3 separate regions of the Homo sapiens genome follow, and all the other regions are linked to region 3. Evidence: chromatin loops called from intact Hi-C (ENCODE). Cell type or tissue: PC-9. All regions are shown on one strand. Links, peaks and the distances in the headings refer to the core of each region. The heading gives the core; the rest is flanking DNA. Region 1 overlaps KCNK2 (potassium two pore domain channel subfamily K member 2). Region 2 has its middle 40 kb from the start of KCTD3. Region 3 has its middle 68 kb from the start of SMYD2.

Region 1 (7,196 bases), core at 1,379-6,378, 930 kb after region 3:
TTTTAATGGAGTCTAAAAGGTGATCTTTCTTTTCTGTTTTTTTACGTTACTTGTTTTTACTTTGGATTGGTGTTTCTAATTTGTGGACAGACAGTGAAGTTGGAGCCTCAAATGTTCTTTCTACTTGATTCAATGTGAGCAGGCTCAGTAGTGGAATAGCATAGTTATAGTTGGTTGCCAATGAGTGCATTTCAGTCTACTTTCTTCTGCTGAGTATAAAATTTTCCATATTCTCTCTCTGTAGGCTCTGAATTGTTATGGAAATGAAGAAATATTTTTTTTTTCTAGCTGCTTTTCTTAGTTGTCTTTGAAAGTTGTTTTGTTGATTTCTTGCTAAAATCCTGGGTTCCAGCATTTGCTTTTCTAATAGACTAAATTTAGGATGAAGGATGTAATCTGAGGTAGTCATCATAGCTGTGAAGAGATTACAGAAAGGGGAAAACACACTAAGAGTCCACATTTAGAGCAAGGGTGGGCCTTCTCATAATTATCTTTTTTGTGTTTGTACTTCACTTCAAGATCAAATGAGAAAGTGTGTAGGAAACTAAGGTGCGAAGACGAAGTGTGATGTGGAATAGTGGCTTTCATATTTCTTCTCTGCCTCCCAGGCCCTAGAATCCTTTTTTTTAAATTGAATTTCTAACATGTATAAAACAGATAAATAGATCTATTTGTGCATGTGCTATGCGTGTGTGTGTCTGTGTAAGTGTATCTGTGGTGAGGCAGAAGTGGAAGTGTTTTGTATCCAAGGGAAGGCTGCCTGTTTCTATAGGAGGGCAGGACTTTGAGGTCACACAGATTTGCCTTTGTACACTGGCTGGGCCACTTTTGATTTGCCCTTAACATTGTAGGCCTTGGTATCAGTGGGTTTTAAAATGTCATAGGTCAGAAAAATTATGGCATTAGATTGAAAGACTTGCCTTTTGTATGGTCTCTTGTGTAACAGTATTTAGCATGTGGTATGTGCCAGGTTTTAAGTGTTTTACATATGTTATGAAATTTCATTCTTATAACAACCCTATAAGGTGGTTGTTTCCATTATTCACATTTTTGGATAAGTACGCCAAAGCATTGAGAAATTAAACAATGTGCCTAATCATGCAGCAGGCACATGCCATTGTGGTGTTTTAAGCCTACAGAGCCTAGCTTGTAGTGTTGGCACTTATAACCTCTTAACTCTGACCTCTGCCTCTAGTGGCCAGGGGAGCCAGACCTGTATTGAATTACATTTTGAAAAATGTAGAGTATCTATGTTGTACCACAAATTTTAAGTGAACTGATGATATATGTTCGCCTTTCCTCCTAATGGTTTAGGGACTTAGTTCTAAGACCCTATCTTTCTAAGTGGAAGGGCTATGCCATTGTTGCCTTTGGAAAACACTTTCTACAAGTAAAAATCGTCACCTTTGGAAAATTACTGTCTACAAGTAATTTGCAAGAAATCAGTATGAAAAACACTGGACTATATCTCTGATGTGTCTCCCAACACTTTGTTTACTTGTAAATATTGAATTAAGTAAAGTATATCTGCCTTTACCATGTGTGAGAAAACCTTGTATGATATTTAGGCTAAATGGCATTACTCTTTTGATGCTGAGGGTACAGTTTTTAAAAATGTAAACATATGCCCTTTTTTCTAATGTGTATCTTTTAAAAACTAAGATACAGAAATAAATTATTTTGAAGATATTTGTCAAAATAAAAGTGTACATGGGAGCCGAATCCCATACCAGAGATGAATTTTAAAAATGGTAATGGATATTGCATTAAATTGAGTTTAATCGATGCCCCTTAATGGTTTTAGTGATGTAGCCTTTCATCTAAATGACCCAACTTCAGCTGTCATCACTCAGATTCAGGATCTGTATAGTTACACATCATTCAGGTGGGTTGGCTGTCACTTGCTTTCTCTCTCCTGTCTGAGACAGACAGTAGTTGATGAGTTTTGAATTGCTACCACAAGGTAATAGTCAAGGCACGGCTCGTTCCTTACACCCTTATTTCAAGTAAAATTATATTCAATATAGACAGTCAGTACTTGAAAACCTTGAGTTTTATCTCTTCAATCTATTCTGCCTTATTGCCACCAATATTTCATTTTTTTTGGCCTCAGTTTTCCACTTTGTGTAGTGATGGGGTCAGAATTCTATTGGCTGTGTCTATGCTTACATTTAATGATTTTGCTTAAAAAATTCAGAGGCTTTTCCCACCTCAGTTCGTGGTGGTTTATATTGTGAATATAAAAATTAATAGGCCATCTTAAACAAGATACGGTCGAGCAATTCTGTGAGGGATGTCAAAGTTAACGCCTTCAAAATAACAGGCTTTGCTGTCATAAAATTATTATACCACTTACTAATGAAGGATTAAATATTCTCACAGCTGCTAATGTCTGTTTGGCTAGGAGAATGAAAGGTGAACAGTAATTTAGAGCACTTCATTTCACAGATTATTTGACTGAATATCAAGTAGCTGTTTTCTATGGTTGCGTATTCTGCAAAGTGAAGAGTGTGAAAAGAGAATTTTGACTCAACCACTCCTTACTTGAAATATGTTTCAGGAGAGAAAGTGCTATCATCATTAGCATCATCATCATTGCCACCATTATTTTTTATTGACATCAGACCCTTATTCTGAGCTTCAGTGGTACTACCTGAGCTATGCTTGGTGGCCATGAAAGTGACTTTAGCTGGCTGATACTCATGGACTGCTTACTATGTGGCATGCTTCATGCTAAGTTCTTTATGTTTGTTATATTATGTATTCCTTTTACTGTTTTATACATGGGGAGACTGAGGCACATAGCAGTGTGTAACTTTCTCAGTGACAGAGTAGCAGAGCTAGGATTTAAACCAAGACACCTGGGCTCTAGAGCCTGAAGTCTTAACTGCTATGCTACGTTACCTTCAGTACACTTGAAAATAAATTTGAATAAGTCTATTTGCAGTTGAGAAAAATTACTGTGAATCAAAGATAGCATGGATTTCTTGGCACTTTAGATTACTTATGTCCACCAAGATCCAGCTTTCTAAAATGAAAAAAATATATGTTATGTCTAATGTGTTACTTTAGGACAATTTGATGACAGAGGAATTATATAGTTCTATCAGTTTACTGCTATAGTAGACTTTTATTTATTGATTTTATGGTTTATTGTTTGATGCCAAGTCTGGTCAGGAATACAACATCAAATTATATTGGAAAAGTCTTTTAACAATACTCTTTAAAGTGTGATTTCCAGAAAGTGCTTTGTGATAGAAGTTCAGATTCCTAATTTATGATCTCTTTCAATACACAGGAAAACTTAAGTTACTCAAATTTTGTGCTAAGAAATAGTTCTCCATTTCCTTAATGCTACAGAATTATTTTTCTTCTCCTCTTGGAATAAGAGGAGAATCAGATCATCAGTATTTAAATAACACATGAATTTACAGCAATTGACAGAAATATAATTTTATTACGCCTTGAACAGTTCTCTCTTGATTGGCTTGAGCTTCAGATAAAATAGTTGGCCAATATTTAGTGCTCGTGTTTTATTAACAAAATGCATATCTTTAAACACTCGAAATGAAATCCAGAATAGTTAAATATTCTCACTGTGAGACACTTGTGGAGCCTGAGAAGGACTATGAGAACAGCATGCATTTCAAATGTATTCAGGAAACAGCTGGGAAAGTTTGGAAACAATCTACAGGTAGATTATTATTGTTCTTTGGCAAAATTTCTTTGCAAAGGAATAGCCCTTCAACGTTTAGCTGCAATTCTAGGTTATATGAATGTATCTTGCTACCAAAAAATGTTTGGTAGAAGCTCATTCAAAAAATAACATAAGAAACTTGTAACTTCCTATAGATTTTGAAATTTACAACTGTCATGTAGGATTTTATTATGTAAGTTGCAACTAAAAATAGCAAGGGAGCCATCTTGTGAAATACTGTTTGAACTGCAGGCGCGGTTGTTTCTGGGCCAAGAGGAAGTTTGATCACTTAAAGTTGACACAAAATGTCAAAACATCCCTTTGATTTACCTACTTTAATCAATGCATTTGTTTTGATGCACCTATATATACATACTTTCCCAGTCTGACAAGGTAAAACAGTGCATATTTGCAGAATGGCATGTCCCAAACCAGATTTATATGTTGTAGTTATGCAACTGAGAAAAACGCTAAGTTTGAGGACCCATATCTCTCGCCTTAATCTCAAACACTTGCTCCAAGCAACTGAATTAATAGTTTAAATCTCAGCTTTAACATTTAACAATTGTTTAACTTTGTACACATTACTTCACTTCAGTAAATCTCACTTTCCACATTCAGAGAGTGGGGATAACTAGTTGTACTTAAACCTCGTAGGATTGTTGAGCAAGTTAAAATAAGCGTACACATGAAGGGATCAGCATGGTATCTGATATGCAGTGAGATTGTGAGCATTCAAGAAATATTCGCAATTACCCTTTTTATTGGTAATGAAAATTATTTTATTATTGATGAAAATATAGTAATAGAGTGATGTCATAGCTGTCTAGAAGAGATAAATCTAATCAATATTGTTCTATGTACAAAGAGACAGAGGCAGGTTTACCTCGAGACTGAAAATTAAGACTCCTCATTTGTATGGGTCTTCTTTTTAATTTTTATTCATTTTTTTTCCTACAGAGCCTCATATAGCTTGCGACCCATAAACCTTGCATCTATGACAGGGGCATGAATCAGAATCACCTCTGTAGGTATTTTAAAATGCACATGTACCATCCTCCCTTTCCAGAAGAAAATAATTTAGTTGTTCTGAAGTGGATTTTTAAAGTTCCATATATGATTTTGCTATGGATCCTTAGTTTAAAACTGGTGTTATAGAGGAACAGTGTACGATGTGTGAAAATTCTAAAATGAACAGATCTTTTCACAAAGATATTGTCTTGTAATTAGAATCATATTTTTCTGGAATCATATTTCTTCTTCAGTGTTTGATTAGGCTCTTTCCTCTGCATAACAGTAGCTTTGACTCACTTTTCTAAAAACACGAGATGTGGCCTGGCGCAGTGGCTCATGCCTGTAATCCCAGCACTTTGGGAAGCTGAGGCGGGCGGATCACCTGAGGTCAGAAATTCGGGACCAGCCTGGCCAACATGGTGAGACCCTGTCTATACTAACAAAAACACAAACATTAGCTGGGTGTGGTGGCAGGTGCCTGTAATCTGAGCTACTTGGGAGGCTGAGGTAGGATAATTGCTTGAACTCAGGAAATGGAAGTTGCAGTGAGCTGAGATTGCACCATTGCACTCCAGCCTGGGTGACAGAGTGAGACTCTGTCTCAAAAAACAAAAAACAAACAAACAAAAACACGAGATGTGATTGTCATTTCACTCTGATTTCTAAAAGGTTTGCTCTTTTTAGGTTGCTTATTGAGGGCATCTCCTAAATGTATGTTGCTCTTTTTTCTCATCCTACTTTCAACTCTTTTGCCCTGTATTATTAATGTTGTTTTTCTGCCTCTAAAGTAATTTAAATGGTTCTGTATTGAAATGATATTTTAATTATTATTTTTTTATTTTCTTTTCCTTTTTTTTTTTTTTTTTTGGCAGGGTCTTGCTCTGTTGCCCAGGCGGGAGATGCAGTGGTGTGATCATGGCTCACTGCAGCCTCAACTTCATGAGCTCAAGCAATCCTCCCACCTTAGCCTCTTGAGCTACTGGGACTGCAGGTGCATACCACCACACCTGGCTAATTTTTTTTTTCAAAGATGGGGTTTCTCCACGTTGCCCAGGCTGGTCTTGAACTCCTGGGCTCAAGTGATCCACCTGCCTCAACCTCCCAAAGTGCTGAGATTACAGGCATGACCCACCATGCCTGTACATTAATTATTTTTAAGGGTGTTTTTTTTAAATATGTACGTATCAATAATTTTGCTTTTCCTTGCTGTCCAGAATAAAATAAAAATGAGTACAAGTAATTAGAACAGTAGAACTATCTAGATCTGAATATGTCTATTCAATTAAAATATGCGGTATTAATAAAAACCTATAGATTGCTCTTTTCAATTCAGCATATTTTCTTGCATATCTGCTCTGAGCAAATCCCTATACAAGATATATAAAGGAAAGAAAAATAATTCCCAGAGATTCTCTGCTCCCAACAAGTTTATGATTAAGAAGAGAGACAAAGCCTGTAACCGAATGATGAGAGTTCACGTTAGAGTAATACATAGTTCCTCTAATGGCAGAAAAGTACTATGTATGTTGAAAGAAGGCAAGATCACAGCTGGTTGAAAGGGTAAGGAATGACTGTGTGTGAAAGTGGTGTGAGGTGGGAGGAAAGGACAGACAGGATTTCAACACGATAATTGAAGGTCCACCCTTGTGTCAGCTAGAGGGAGAAAACAACATAAAAATGAAGGAATCGGGAAAGTTCAGCTTATTTTTTTCAGCGAGTAATGATGACTCTGAAGTTTCTAAAAGGTAGAGAGCAATGGTACACCGGGGAGTCTTGGCACAAGGGGAGTGATGATTTGTGCTGAACGATTTTGGAACACTTAAGGGTTTTGAAACTACAGAATATCAAAACTGAAGCTGCGCTTTAGAAAGAGTTGGTTATTAGGAGATGGATTTGTGTGAGAAAAAACACAGACAGGCTGTTTTAATGCTTTGAGGTAGTGGCGGTGGAACTGCTAGGAAGCAGGGAAGGAGAATGGAGGGGTTGTGGTGGTAAGGAGGTCTGCCTCATTGCCTACAAAGCCTTCTGTCGTCTGAGGATGAGTGAGATTCAGGAGCTCTGGCCCTGTGGTGACAATTTATGTTATTTAAACATAATCAAATGGTGGTGATAGATGCCATGAGTGTTCGGGAGAAGGAAAAGATTAAGGTATTCCCCAGAGCACACAGAGTTAGGAGACTTCCTCGGCACATCTGTCAGTGGGCATAGGGATGCTGGAGAAGAGACAATCTTCTATGAAAAGATACTTTATGAAGAAAGTGTTGTAATGCAACCCATGAGGTGTTAAAGAAAAAGGTCACTAACAAAGAATGGCAAGACAAAGTGAGTTATGGCCATAGTTATCTGCTAGCCTTTCGCTAAGGTCAAAACTCTGAATTACTAAAGGGAGGAACATGAAATAAGCTAGTACGATTATTTTTAAAGGAAGCATGCTAATCAGAAGTTAACTCAATAAGTACGAAGTGCAGATAAAACTCATGTGCAG
Region 2 (7,196 bases), core at 676-5,675, 1.3 Mb after region 3:
ACAAGAAAAACTGAAACTCAAAATATCTGGCTGTTAATGTTTATAAGGCACTTAAATGACAGAGATGAGACTAAACCTTCAGCTTCTGGGTCCTTGTGAGTACATCTTGATGAATACAAGAACATGTGGGATTAGGGGTCAGAAGTCCAGGGCTGCCAACTAAGCTCTGTCACATGATTAATTGTGTGCTATTAAGCAAGTCACTTAAATCCGTAAGTTCTAGTTCTTTTTCATAAATAGAAAAAGGAAATGGTATTTGCCGTGCCTATCTTTGGAGACTGTTGTATCAATCAAATGAAATATAGTCCATAACAGATCTTTTTACAGACTGTGAAGCACTATAAACATTAGTGTTTTTATTACTTCCTTGCTACCACCACAATATGAAAATGCTTCCACAATAGACTAAGAATTACTAGGAGTAAAGAAAATCCAGTAAACACTGTAACTGTAACCTAAGCTAAAATGCCTGCTTAAATTATTCATTCAAAATTGGGATTTTTATGTCAGCCTGAAAAATACTAATGATCAATTTCTTATTGGTATGCACTCCCTTAAGGATGCAAATTATATTCTTGGTCTAGTGAAGACCCTTCACCATATATAATATATGTATTTTACATGTGTTAAAACAGAATCTGTGGTATAGGAAGTTTTCCCTTATCCTCAACTTTTACTTTAAATGTGGGGCTACATGTGCAGGTTTGTTATATGGGTATATTGCACTCACATAGTGAGCACAGTGCCCAATAGGTGGTTTTTGACCCATGCCCTCCTCCCTCCCCTTCTAGTAGTTTTCAGTGTCTATTGTTCCCACGTTTATGTGCATGGGCGCTCAGTGTTTACCTCCCACTTATAAGTGAGAACATGAGGTATTTGGTGTTCCGTTCCTGCATTAATTTGCTTAGAATTATGGCCTCCGGCTCCATCCATGTTGCTGCAAAGGATATGATGTCATTCTTTTTATGGCTGTTTAGTACTCCATGATGTATACGTACCACATTTTCTTTACCTAATCCACCATTGATGGGCACCTAGCTTGATCCCACGTCTTTGCTATTGTGATGCATGGGGATGAATATACAGATGTACGTGTCTTTATGCTAGAATGATTTATATTCCTTTGAATATATATTCAATAATGGAATTGTGGTTCAAATGGTAGCTCTGTTTCAAGTTCTTTGGGAAATCCCCATACTGCGTTCCACGTGGCTGAACTAATTTACATTCCCAAAAAGGTAGCTTTTAAATACAATTTTATAGTAATTACTGATATTAGATAAATCTTAATAAAAACCTTCAAATGTTGTACACAAAGGAAATCAAGATAGCTCACAGGACTTAGCATTATAACAAGCTTAGATTAGTTAGCTTTTTAAAATTGGCTAGAAGAAAAGAAAACTACCTCTTGTGAAGTAGGTGAAAATTCTAACTTCATAAGATGTTCTTAAAAGCATCATCAAGGTCCTGGCGCAGTGGCTCATGCCTGTAATCCCAGCACTTTGGGAGGCCGAGGTAGGCAGATCACGAGGTCAGGAGATCGAGACCATCCTGGCTAACTCGGTGAAACCCCGTCTCTACTAAAAATACAAAAATTAGCCCGGAGTGGTGGCAGGTGCCTGTAGTCCCAGCTACTCAGGAGGCTGAGGCAGGAGAATTGCTTGAACCTGGGAAATGGAGGTTGCAGTGAGCCAAGATCGCACCATTGCACTCCAGCCTGGGCAACACAGCAAGAGCGAGACTCTGTCTCAAAAAAAAAAAAAAAGGATCATCAAGATGGTATATTTCATGCACTTTTCAGATGCTCTTCAATTTCCATAACTCACCATATTTGGTTTTGCTTACGTCATTAGTTTTTAACCATAAAATAAGTTCTAGAAAGTTCTTAAATAAGATTGTCTACATATTCTATATTACATTATTGTCATAAAATTAACATAATGACTTTAAACTTAAAAACGTTTTCCACATTCACAAAAACAATGTAATTAACTTAGGAAGTTTAAAACTTTGTCTTTAAGCATTGTTTTAACACTTGCATCTGGGTGGGTGCGGACAACATTGGAAAAGTGTGGAGAGGAAGAAGAAGACAGCTTTTTTTGATACATTTTGGACCAGTCAGACAATATCTTAGTCCAATGGGTAGCAGTGTTTATACATATTCAGGTAAGATTAAGGTTCATTCAGCAAACTGCTATTGGTTCCCTGTATGTAACAGGCACCTCTGCCAGGCTAAAGACCCCATTCCCTGTGCTCAGAAGTGCCCAGAGAGATTGGGAGACAGACACATGAATAAACTATTGGACAATGGGCTCGTGCTGTACTGGAGATGTGCACGCAGGGTGCAGAGATGTAGGGAAGAATCACAGAGGAGATGGTCTTCTCTGCCCTTAGGATAAAGGGGAAGTGGAAGACCTGACCAAGAAGGTAACACCTGGGAAACAGGATCTCAAGAAATTCCAAGCCCAAGGATAACAAGTAAAGGTGTGGTTGAAAACAATGTTAGAAACTGGGAGGTGATTCTGTCTAGTGTGTTTGGTAGGCCATTTCTAGGTCTCCATTATGTCTTTTCCATTACTCTGTTTTGTTATCGTGTATCTTTAAAGTGTTTTGCAGCAGAAAATAAAACAAGGAAAAGAATGGTTGAATCACTTTTTAAAAATCATGCATTACATTATTGTGATCCAGGGATATCCTATTATGTGTTTATTCCTAAGTGTAAGACGTGTCTTCAAGCTATTGCATTGGAGAGGTACCGTGTTTGCATTAGAAGACAAACGGCCTAAAAAAGGTGCACAATTTTTGGGAGAATGCTTCCATCTAGTGGTCAAATTGAGAAATTCACTTACATGTATTCGTTATATTTCTTAAAAATATTTGTTAATCTGTTATATACCAAATCAATATGTTTCTGTTCATTAATAGTTAATAATTTCTCATTTACTTTTAACTATTGGAGGATATAACAATTTAATTTTATTTGGCCTGTTGGTTCTCAAGGAGGTAGTGTCTCCAAAGAAAAATAAGATCCTCAAAAGAAGGCCATATTTGTTAAAGCTTTCATACACCTTGTCTCATTCAATATTCAGAGCCACATTGTAAAAAAATAAAAACTTTTACTATTATTCCATTTTATACATAAAGAAATGGAAACATAACAGGGTCAGTAATTTCACCTAACACCACCATGCAAAGAATTAACTTGTCAGGATGACTTCAGTTCTGGTGTTCTTTTCTCTTGATGCATTAAAGATGATTATTTTATCATTAACTCTGTTGATAAAGTTACAAGTTCTTTATGTGATGTGAGTAACATCTGTTTTGTAAGTTTGGAATGTGAAATGCATAAGGTCTTCATAATGTAGATGAATTAGTCAGTACAGGCTACTTAATGATGGAGTAACAAACCCAACTCTTAAATCTCAGTAGTTTAACATGATGGAAGTGTATTTCGCACTTTGGTTCAGCAATAAACTCACATCTTCCATTGTCTAGCTGAAGGGAAATGTAAAATAAAAGGTAGCAAATTGAAGGTTTGGGGAGGATTATGCTCTGCTGCAGAGATGGATTCCATTTTTCTCAAATATTAAGTATATTAAAGTATATAAATATTTTTTCAAATATTAAGTATACAAAGTATAAATATTTTGGATTGTGTGGGTTAGAAAAACATTTATGTGCTTTTGCTTTTTTTTCCCTTTCAAACAGCTTCTCGCTCTGTTGCCCAGGCTGGAGGGCAGTGGCATAATCATAGCTCACTGTAACCTCAAACTCCTAGGCTCAAGCTAGCCTCCCGCCTCAGCCTCCCGAATAGCTGGGACTACTGCTACTACTGCACAATGACACTCAGCTAATTTTTAAATCTTTTTGTAGAGACAGAGGTCTCACTCTGTTGTGCAGGCTGGTCTTGAGCTCCTGGCCTCTGGAGATCCTCCTGCCTTGGCCTCCCAAAGTGCTGGGATTACAGGCATGAGCGCTGCATCTGGCCTGCTTTTGCTTTTATTTGTATTTTTTTTTCTCTGAGGGACCTCAAGATCACAGAATTGTATTAATCTTAATCCTTGGCTCATGGCACACTTATTGATGGTTTCTGCATATCTCTCCTCCATTAATTATGCATGTACGTATGTGTGTATTTTAATAATGTAACAAGCACCTGTGGACCTAACAGCCAATATGGAAGCTGAAACTTTGGCAATCAGTCACATCTAGCTGTGTGGTCCCCATCCCTTCTATCTGCTACCCCTTTCCCAAGGTAACTACCATCCTAAATATGGTGTGCATTTTCCTTCTCTCTCTTTTTAACATGGTCTTATTCGATCTGTCTATCTGTTTTTTAAAGGCATATATTTTTATTTTAGTTATTTATCTCAATATTATGTTAGGATTCCTCTGTGTTGCTGCACATCATCACAGTTCATTCACTGAGTGTCGCATTATAGTATTTTGTGTGACTATAACAGATCATTCATCTACTGTCTTTGAGGATGTGAATTTGGGATTTTCTCCAATTTTTGCTGTTGTAAACAATGTCAGACAAGATCTCCATGTACCTTTGGGGATTCATCTCCTAATAATATTTTCTTTCTGGCCAAGCTTACATCCTCACCTGTCTCTTAAAAATGCCATTGTATTTCCTGATCCTGCACTTTGCTCCTATTTTGTCTGTCCCTCTACACTTCTTTCTGCACATGAATTCTACACATTATCCAAAGCCAGTATGAAATTTCACCCTTTCTATGAAATTTCCGATTACCACTATAATTTGTAGGATTGGTTTTTGCCTCTGAATGCTTGGGATAAAACATGTTTTATCCCAAACGCACTATTTGGTAAATATTATAACAATCATTCATTAACCACCTATAACATGCCAGACATGAATCCAAGAACTAGCCCTAGATCGTTTTATTTCTTTCTCAATACAACAGTATAATGTGGGGATTATCATTATTACTATTTTTCAGTCCAGTAATTACACATTAATCATTCTAAGGGTCTGATTGCTGAAAGGACTCAAGGCTCCGTTTATCATCACCAGGCAAGAGATACCTATGGCAATGGCAGGAGAAGGACATGCATTCAAAATGGTCCCAAAATGTTAGGCACAGGTTTCCTTGTCCTCTTTCCACTGGGTAGGGTCATACCAACTTCACTTAGTCTCTAGGTCTCAAACCACCATCAGCATCTGGAAGTCCAAAGTCCGTTCTTGGTAAGGAATCTCTCACCATAACCTGGTCACTAGGCACATCTCAGCTATGTGACCAGCCTTAACTGTTGAAACATCACCCCCTGCTCCCAACCTCTACTGAAACCAGATGCAAATCATAAATCCGGTTATTTCTAAACAATGATGACACACTGATACATCCTGCTCCAGAACAACTCACAGACCCATACAGAATAGCATTTGTCTTTAGTTAATAAGTACTATAGCATTAGCCAAGGGTCAGTAGCTCCCTGCATAAGAGCATGAACAATCCAGACCAGTTGAGATTAACCCCAACTGTGCACGCAGGTAAGGAAACCAAGGCTTAGAGAAGTGAAGTACTATCTTCCCCGAGGTCATCCCTCAAGAGTGATGGAGTTGTTCAGGGAAACTCCAGGGCCTGTGCCCTTTGGCAAGCTCTGAGCTATTCTGACTCTTAATGCAGTTAGTTGTGGCTTGCCCCATCCACAAGATAGCATGTATTATGAAGAAAAGTTGTTTGTCTGCATCTTTGTATTTCTCCCAGCATCTAGCATAGTCCTACATGTAAGTAATATGCACCAATAAACAGCTGGGCAGAATGACTAGCACACTTTCTCCTAGCTAGTGGGTAAGTTATCTCATGGCTCCCAGATGAGCAAAGCTCTGTTTTATCTCTGTACCTCTGTTCATGCGATTACTCTGACTTAGACTGTCTTCCAACTCTGCTGTCATGCACGAATCCACCCCTAAATTTTCAAGCCCATACTCATCTTCCCCTTTTCTAAACTTATATCATCATTAGCATATAATTCAGAAATTCTGAAAGTATTTTATATTTGTTTTTTAATCCAAAATAACATCATAAATTTCTTAATGACAAAGGGCTTTTATTTTATACATGTTCTTTAAAAGAATATGTGTACTGTTAGCCTTCTACGTATTATCCCCATGCCAAGAATATTGTGGATCAGCTATAGCACTTTCAGAATCAGTGTACCTATTCCTAAAAATGTGTTTTCACAGCCCAAGTGGTCACCAGATGAAATATATAGTATAATTACTTCCTTAATGTAGCCTTTGAACATCTCTAATCATTAAGGAAATGCAACTTAAAACTATAATGAGATACCACCTTGCACTCATTAGGATGGCTATGATAAAAAAAAAACGAAAATAGCAAGTGTTCTGGAGGATGTGGAGAAATTAGAACACTTGTCTACTGTTGGTGGAAGTGGTACAGCTACTGTGGAAAATAGTATGGTGGTTCCTCAAAGATTAAAATTATAATTACCGTAAGATCTAGTAATTTCACTTCTGGGCATATACCCCAAATAGTGGATAGCAGGGTATTAAATAAATATTTGTACACCTAGGTTCATAATACATTATATACAATAGCCAAAAGGTGGAAGCAACCCAAGCGTCCATCAACAGATGCATAGGTAAACAAAATGTGTTATATCACCCAAGGGCATATTACTCAGCCTTAAAAAGGAAACAAATTTTGACGTATGCTACGATAGGAATGACCCTTGAAGATATTATGCTGAGTGAAATAAGCCAGTCAGAAAAGGACACATACTGTATGTTTCCTCTTACAGGAGGTACCCAGAGTAGTCAAATTCAGAGAGACAGGAAATAGAATGATGGTTGCCAGGGGCTGAGAGGAGGGGAAATGGGGAGTTGCTTAATGGATACAGAGTTTCACTTTTGCAAGATGAAAAGAGTTCTGGAGATTGGTTGCACAACAATCTGAATGTACTTAACACACTTAACACTACTGAACTGTACATTTAAAAGTGGTTAAGGTGATATATTTATATTATGTGTATTTTACCATATTAAAAAATTTTTATCGTAACCTATGTTTCTCATTGACTACCGATGTCATGAAGAAAGAAATCCAGGGGGCAGGTTTTAGCTATAGGGCTAGAGGATTTAAGCTCCCTCTTACTGGTATTTCTGGGGCTCCTATTCCGTGAGCACTAGGCAGTTATAAGATCTG
Region 3 (7,196 bases), core at 1,306-6,305:
TCTACCACTCTAACCCCATAAACCAGGAGTGAAATCCTCAATTCTGAGTTCAGATACTAGGAAATCCTTTTTCTGCAGCACACTTTATGACTTTTATGCATTTTAATTCTAAAATGCTACTTTCCTAATTAAATGTAGTACAATCTTTCCTAATCTTATGTAGTACAATTGCAGCTCAATCATATTTTTGGGGAACTCTAGAATACCCTGGAATATATAAGCCACAGCTATGCATAAATATATATATATATATATAAAAGGATACAGTAAGTTGAGACTCCTGATCTATAAATAAGTCTGTTCACTTGCATAATTATGAGGACTGAACAGGATAAATTTCACTCTTGTAAAAACCAATAGGCCTAGGAAAGACTCAAATCTCTATCTCAGTTTCACAGGGAGCTCTAGGGAAGCACATTCCCAAAGCAGACGTCGTTGGGTAAAAGCCAATGCCCTGCTCTAGGTCAAAATATTGCAAATTTCCTAAGCAAAATTTGTTTCTGTTCTAGAAAAATAGGTTATGTTCACCTGGATCACTTACCAAAGGCTTCTGGGATTCAATGGAATACGAGGACCTACTGAACTGTGAAGTGCTTGAAGGCAGAAAATGTATCATTCATTTTTAAAATCCCTGACATTAAGCATAGGGACTGGTGGTGCTGGTGGTGGTGGTGGTGATGATGATAATGATGATGACGATGATGATAGCAGCAACTGTTCATTGAGCACTTACAATGTGTCAGGGACTTTGCTGTTTCCTTTACATATATTAATTCATTTATAACTCAGTATTATATATACTTATATACTTATATATTTACTACTTACAGTATATATATATAATATATATTATATACATTAATTCATTTATTACTCACAGCAACCTGTGAGCCAGGTACTATTAACAACCCTATCCTACAGATGAGGACACTCGGTAATAAACTCAGAGTTTAAGTAATGGCCAAAGCCAGAGAGTTTAAGTAATGGCCAAAGTCATACCTCTGGTAAATGGTAGAGACAGGATTCAAAGCCAGGTCTTTCTGAACCTGTAAATTGCACTACTCCTGAACCTGTAAATTACACAACTATGACAATATAGCCTGCTACATGGTAAATGTTTAATAAATGTATTTGGACAAAACTGAGCAGGTGTAGTGGAATTGGTGGGATAATTTTCTCCCTACTTTCAATTTCTATCTGACTTGCGCAGGCATTTGTTTGTTACAGACCACATTCTTGTGATTGTTATTGTGATGGTCTTAGTTCTCCAAACTACACTACAAGTCTCTTGAGGGCAAGACAACATATTCTTCACAATAATAATAGATGCTGTATTATGCTCCATGCTTTATACATTTTTAATCCTTATAATGGATCTGAAAGGGATATATTAGCATTTCCATTTTTCGAATGAGGAAACAAATGCAAAGGTGAATGACTTGCCTGTGGCTACCAAGCTAACAGTGGGAGATTCAAACACCTTCTGTCTGCCTCACATTTTTCCACTTTGCTCTGCTGAAAGCCAAACACTTACATTACCCAGCTCTAGAGATTTAGCATGGTCTAGGATACTTGAATATTATTGTCTCAGTTACTCTTCATTCAGAGCTCTCTCTCCTGGCTAGACTGGTGAAAATCATAGAGCTCTGGTAGATGAGGAATAGGGAGGAAAAAGATATCACATTTCTGGTCTGGTTTGGTTCTCTGATCTCATTTGCTTGGATGGGCTACAGAAAATCAGCAGTGGGGGTCGGGGAATTGGGGGCCAAAGTTTAGTTACTTAAGAGAGCTGGACAGAGGAGAAAACCCTCCACTTTCTTTGTCCCATCTGCCACACCCAAGAGCTGGCATCACACCACTGCTGACATGTACAGTGTCTGTTGGCTGGGCTGAGAACCCCATGTAACCTCCACAGCTAAGGTGTCCTTGGGGGATACAGGCCAATTTCTCCAGCAGCCCCAGGTTCCAGAGGGACAATAATGTCTCATCAGGTCCTAACACTGTCATGTGCTACCCCTACTACTGGGGTTAGAATGTTTCACTAGGATCCATAATATCTCCTAGCTATGTAGTCTCACCTCCCTACAAATCTGAGATATGGTTTCTGACACAAGGGAAGGGTATCTGTTAGACTGTAAAGATGTACCACTTTTATTCTCAGCTAGAGGCCTTCTCTTTGGGGTGATGACCAGCTAGTAGCTGCAGGTGTGGGAAAGGGTTGCCTTTTCTTGATACTTGGCCACCTTTTACGAAAGAATGCAAAAGTGAGCCTAAAGACAATAAATATTAGATAGAAGAATAGATTCCTAAGAATATATTCCTTTCTAATATTAGAAAGAGGAATAGATTCCTTGGCCAGTCAGCCTCTGTATGTCTGAAATCACCCAAAGAGTTCTACTTAAAAAAAAATGTTTAGATTGAGTTATCCAGTTAAAATCAAACTCTCCAGGCTGACTGATATCAATGGCTCATATGTGCAATTGGCTTTCCTCCTGGTTGTAAGCAAGAGGACAAGGACCACATCTTCCCTGTGCACCCAGCATAACATGGCCCCTAGCAGGTGCTCCATAGGCACTTGTTGTACACATGTACAACAGTAATTATGGCTTGTTGTAATTATTCAACTTGTTGAATGAAGGTTGAACATCATCAGGAGAGACTCACTTGGCCTTCGTCTGTGGAAGCAAAGGATGAAAATGTAATAGAGAATAATAGAATAGAGACATCTTCATGGTCCCTGACTCCCAGTAAAGCTAGGATCTTTGTACCTAATCATAAGTAACAGGGATATTCTGAAGGGGTTCTGTGGCCCCTTGACAATCATAAGTGATTTTGAGAAATAAATATTTTGACATCTAGTCCCAAAGCATTAGTCATGAGACTGACAATCATTGATGAGACAGTGGAAATGTGGAAGTTGGCACTGGACTATGAAAATGCAGTTCCGTGGGACTTGGATGAGGCATGACAGCCAGAAGATCAGCTTCAGACACGAAACCCTTCCTCCTAGCCCCACCAAAATTATTCTTCAGTGTGTAGCTCCATTGCATACGGGCTGGGGATGAGCCTTTTCCTCTATGTTGCTCCCTTGATTCTCTTTCATGCACATTCTTGGCATGTCACAGACTCTCCCCAGCCTTGAATTCTAGCCCCATTCCATCTCATCTGGGGCAAGTCTCACAATTCCTCATCTATTCAGTGTGCACAATTCATATCTGCTGTACCTGACTCAGGATTCCTGGGAGAATCAAATGAGATTATTCATTCGGCTTTTCAACAAATATTTGTTGAGTAGTTGCTGAATAACATAGTGTAAGGGAGACTGTGAGAGATAATGATGAATCAGACTGCGTCTTACCCTCAGGGACCCAGGCAATGTACAAGGCGAGACAAGTTCACATTCCAAGGTGAAATCGTCAGTCCAAGAGAGGACCAGATACTGGGCTATGGGAGCTCAGAGGTAATATGGATTATTCCAGCAGGAGGTAATAAAGAGGGCTCCAGAACAGAGGCTGCTGTTTTTGGGCTGAATTTCCAGAGTTAAAATGCAAGCAGTTTGGAAACAAAATTGGTACACAAATATTGGGCATAGGTTATAAATACCTAATTTATGGAATTCTCTATGTCCCAGAGTAATGCCTACCTAAACTCACATAGATTTCAAGCAAATAACAGATAACATTTATGGAGTACTCTTGCAGTGCAAGATACTATATGCTTTATATTTGAGAACTCAACGTAATCTAAGCAAAACCCTAAGAGGCAAGATCTAGTATCAAATCCACATTGCAAATGAGGAGAATAAGGCACTGAGGGGTTGAGTTTCTTGCTGAAGGTCACACAGACAATAAATTATACAGCCAATATTTAAACTCAGGTGGTCAGAGTTCAAATACTGCTTCTCAGACAAAGGAACAAAAATAATAAAGTCATTGCTCAAATAATTCAGTCCCTTCACAGAACTGTTATTTTGAAAAAAATAAATGTTGGATCCTGGTGAATTATGGCAAAATTTATCTGGGAAATTACATTTCAGGTTGAGAACGTACAGGAATAAAGCCTCTTTCTTCATAGGCATCATTGAAGTCATTCCAGAGTATTTTGTGCTATGGCCAGTAGATGGCAGAAAGTGACAAGAAAAGGACTGGAAACTGGGACCCCCCCCCCCACCACACACACACACACACACACACACACACACACACACACACACACACTAGCTCCCTGCTTGCAAAACAAAATGCATTTTGCCTACAATATATTTCGTTTAGAGTAGCAAACACTTTCTCCTTCCTCAAAGCGAGCTCCAGAGTAGAAACTGCAATTGTGTATTTGAAATTCTCCAGTCACCAAATCCAAGAAAGGTGAAGAGGAACTGCCCCAGTGGCGTCTGCGAGGCGTTTCCTCTATAAAGCTGTCGTCCCTAGCTCTGGTCAGTGCTGACCAAGTCACCCTGGCCTCCTCCCCGGCCCCTTTTTCTACTGCAGGAAAGGCTGGAGCTTCGGAAGAGATAACATCAGGGAAGTACTTGGCAACTATGAAGAGTTTTACCCATGTTAAAACAAAAGCCAGCAAAGCATTCCTTCAGTAAAGATATGTTAAGCACCTATCGTGTGCTGGGCTCTGGGCACAACCAAAAGCTTGGCAGCTGCTATTTAACCTCCTCCTGCTTCACCAGCAGCAAACTGTTGCCAAATGAGCCTAAAAAGAAATTAGTTCCATGGATTCCTTTGCTGAGTAATTCTGCAGTGAAAATAAGAGAAATCAGACACACTGGAAACTTTTAATTACAAGAAAACCTGGGGAATCCTATTGCCGTCTTAGATTTTAAAAGACCGCTCTAAGTATTGAACTCAGAAGCTTTAAAAGGAAAAGATATTATTAGACTTGACTACATAAAACTTTTAATCATCTGAACTTCAAAAAGCACTTTGAAAATCAGAAGAAAAAATAAAAAGCTGTAAAACATATGACAAAGAATTAATGTTCTTAAATATAAATATTCTAAGAGCTCTTATAAATCAATAAATGTATAGATCAATAAATCCTGTAAATCAATATTCTTATCAATTGATCAGATGGGCAAACGGCATGAAGAGGCATATCACAGGATAAAATGGAGCAAAGGGCCAATGAAACATTGGAAATGTGCTCAATTTAATTCATAGTAAATAAATACAAATTTAAATGGAAACAATAGTTTATTTTTCACCCCTGGGTATGGAGTCAGCCTTCTCCTGGGGTATTGGTAAGTATAAGTTGGCAAAACTTTTTCAAGAACAATTTGACAACATTTAGGAATATGTTTGCATTTCCTTGACTTAGAAATTCTGGTCTTCTCTGCCTCCCTCACTCAGGTGCACTCAGTCAGTCCTGTATCTTTCAACATGTCTCATAGACTGACAGTGGCCAAATTAAGTCTCCAGCCCTGACCTCTCCTCTGCACCCCAGGCTCCTTTCTGAACACCTCCCTTTGGATGTGTAATAAACACAGCAAACATCAGTCCACGATGGAATTCTTTTTCCTTTCCCCTACCTTCTCAAAACTGCTCCTGCTCCCCATCCCCTCTTAGTAAATGGCCCTGCCACTCAGCATATTAGTGAAGTCCCGGAACCCTGGAGTTATCCTTGATATGCTCTTCTGTCCTTGAACCTGCCACATTTCCATCTTTGATTTCCTGTTCCAGAATGTTCTCTCCCTTGCTTCATCAAGTCTCTCACCAGAGAAGTCTTTCCTGACCACACACTCTGGAATAGTAACTCTGTCACTCTCCATTCCCTCCACTGTCTTATTGTTCTTAGCTTACGTCACCACCTGATGTCATGACTCTTGCCTGTCTAGGCACTACTGTATAAGCGCCACTGAAGCAGGATCTATATTGTCTTCAACACAGCATTCCTAGTGCCTACCACATTTCTTGGCACATAGTGGGCTCTCAAAAATCAGTGTGGGATGAATGAATCCAGGACTTACCCTACAGATGTGTGTATGTGTGTATAAATATATATTCAATTAACTATGCCTTAATAGGGACTAGTTAAGTGGATTATAATTTTTTAAAACCCTCAGTTTCCTCATACAAAAATAGGATAGAAAAAAGTACCTATCTCATATGGTTTTTGTGAGAATAAAATAAAAATGACACCTGGTACTTGGTACATAGACACATTCAACAAATGTTAGGTACTGGCAGCTCATCACTGCTTGGCAGCCGATAAAAAGAATGAGTTAAATCAAATGTACTGACCTGGAAGATGTCCACAACATATGGTTAAATTAAAAAACCAAGGTTGCAAAGCAATGTGAATACTATGCTCTTAGGGAAAGGCCCAGAAGGAGTTCAGGGAAGCATCTGAAGGTGATGGGTGGCTGTGGTAGCCACCTATGGTGAATGAAGTTCACAGAGAAAGGTCTGGGGAAGAGAGAAGAGACCAGGCATGTAACGTATTTGCTTAAATATGCTTCTGTATGGTTTGAATGTTTGGCAAAGCATATTGATACTTTTACAATATTTTTTAACTTTAAAAGCAGATAACGCCCCAGAGAACTACTCTGTTGTTACGCTGTAACAGGGAAATGTGTTGAGCTTCCAGGCTGCTAAAGAAATTTTGCCCCAGCCTGCCTTGAATTTTTGTAGGTAAAACCTGACACTACAGGAAAAGTTTGGGACAAGTTTAGCAAGCATATTCTACTCAAGTCTGGTGAGAAAACTGTAATTGTTAGATTTGATTTTTTAAGCAATACCACAGGATGGCTAGAAGGATTCGATGAATTGGCAAATGTGAAACATGGAGCCCTTGTACCTAATGGCTGTCCATTAGATACCAGCTGTGTCAGAATGTGATGCAGACAGGAACATTTTCAAGGACTGGGGAGAGTTATTAAATTGCATTTGCTGTTTGTTCTCCTTCACTGAACAAATATTTATTGAGCATGCACTATGTGCCAGGTGCTGGGCCAGACATAGGTATTCAGCAGGACCAGACAGACTTCATTTTTGCCTTCAGGGGAATTCCCTCCTTTTGTACTCATGCAACTGCAATGCTTCCAGGGTTAGGCAGGATTTCAGGCAGCCTGGTTATTCAGGTAGCATGCTTATCTTCAGAGCTGTGGGTTTTCTGTCTAGAATTAAACTACAAAGTGATGAAAGCATAAGGACTATCTCTAAATTTGGAAATTTAACCAGGATCTTTCT

What was found. Hi-C counts contacts between places; a loop is a spot of excess contacts. Peaks named below come from ENCODE experiments on the same cell type or tissue, not always from the same donor. Only the 100,000 strongest peaks of a DNase experiment are listed, where the experiment ranks them.
Region 1: it touches region 3 in a loop (4-fold over the local background); 2 of 110 quality-filtered maps call a loop at or near these places.
Region 2: a loop joins it to region 3, with 8 times the contacts of the local background. A loop is called at or near these places in 20 of 110 quality-filtered maps.

The regions. Positions count from the first base shown.
Region 1 is chr1:215,142,521-215,149,716 of GRCh38, forward strand. All of the region lies in intron 3 of KCNK2 (potassium two pore domain channel subfamily K member 2), which reads left to right. Among named protein-coding and RNA genes, the nearest start is that of KCNK2, 63 kb to the left of the region's middle. In PC-9, for the core only: a CTCF peak has its summit at 3,932; a DNase peak (open chromatin) is centred at 3,911.
Region 2 is chr1:215,523,926-215,531,121 of GRCh38, forward strand. No RefSeq gene overlaps it. Among named protein-coding and RNA genes, the nearest start is that of KCTD3, 40 kb to the right of the region's middle. In PC-9, for the core only: CTCF peaks have their summits at 2,814 (motif pointing left) and 3,013; no DNase peak of the experiment used is centred there.
Region 3 is chr1:214,210,002-214,217,197 of GRCh38, forward strand. No RefSeq gene overlaps it. Among named protein-coding and RNA genes, the nearest start is that of SMYD2, 68 kb to the right of the region's middle. In PC-9, for the core only: CTCF peaks have their summits at 4,093 (motif pointing right) and 4,293; DNase peaks (open chromatin) are centred at 3,350 and 4,560; H3K27ac peaks cover 2,050 bases.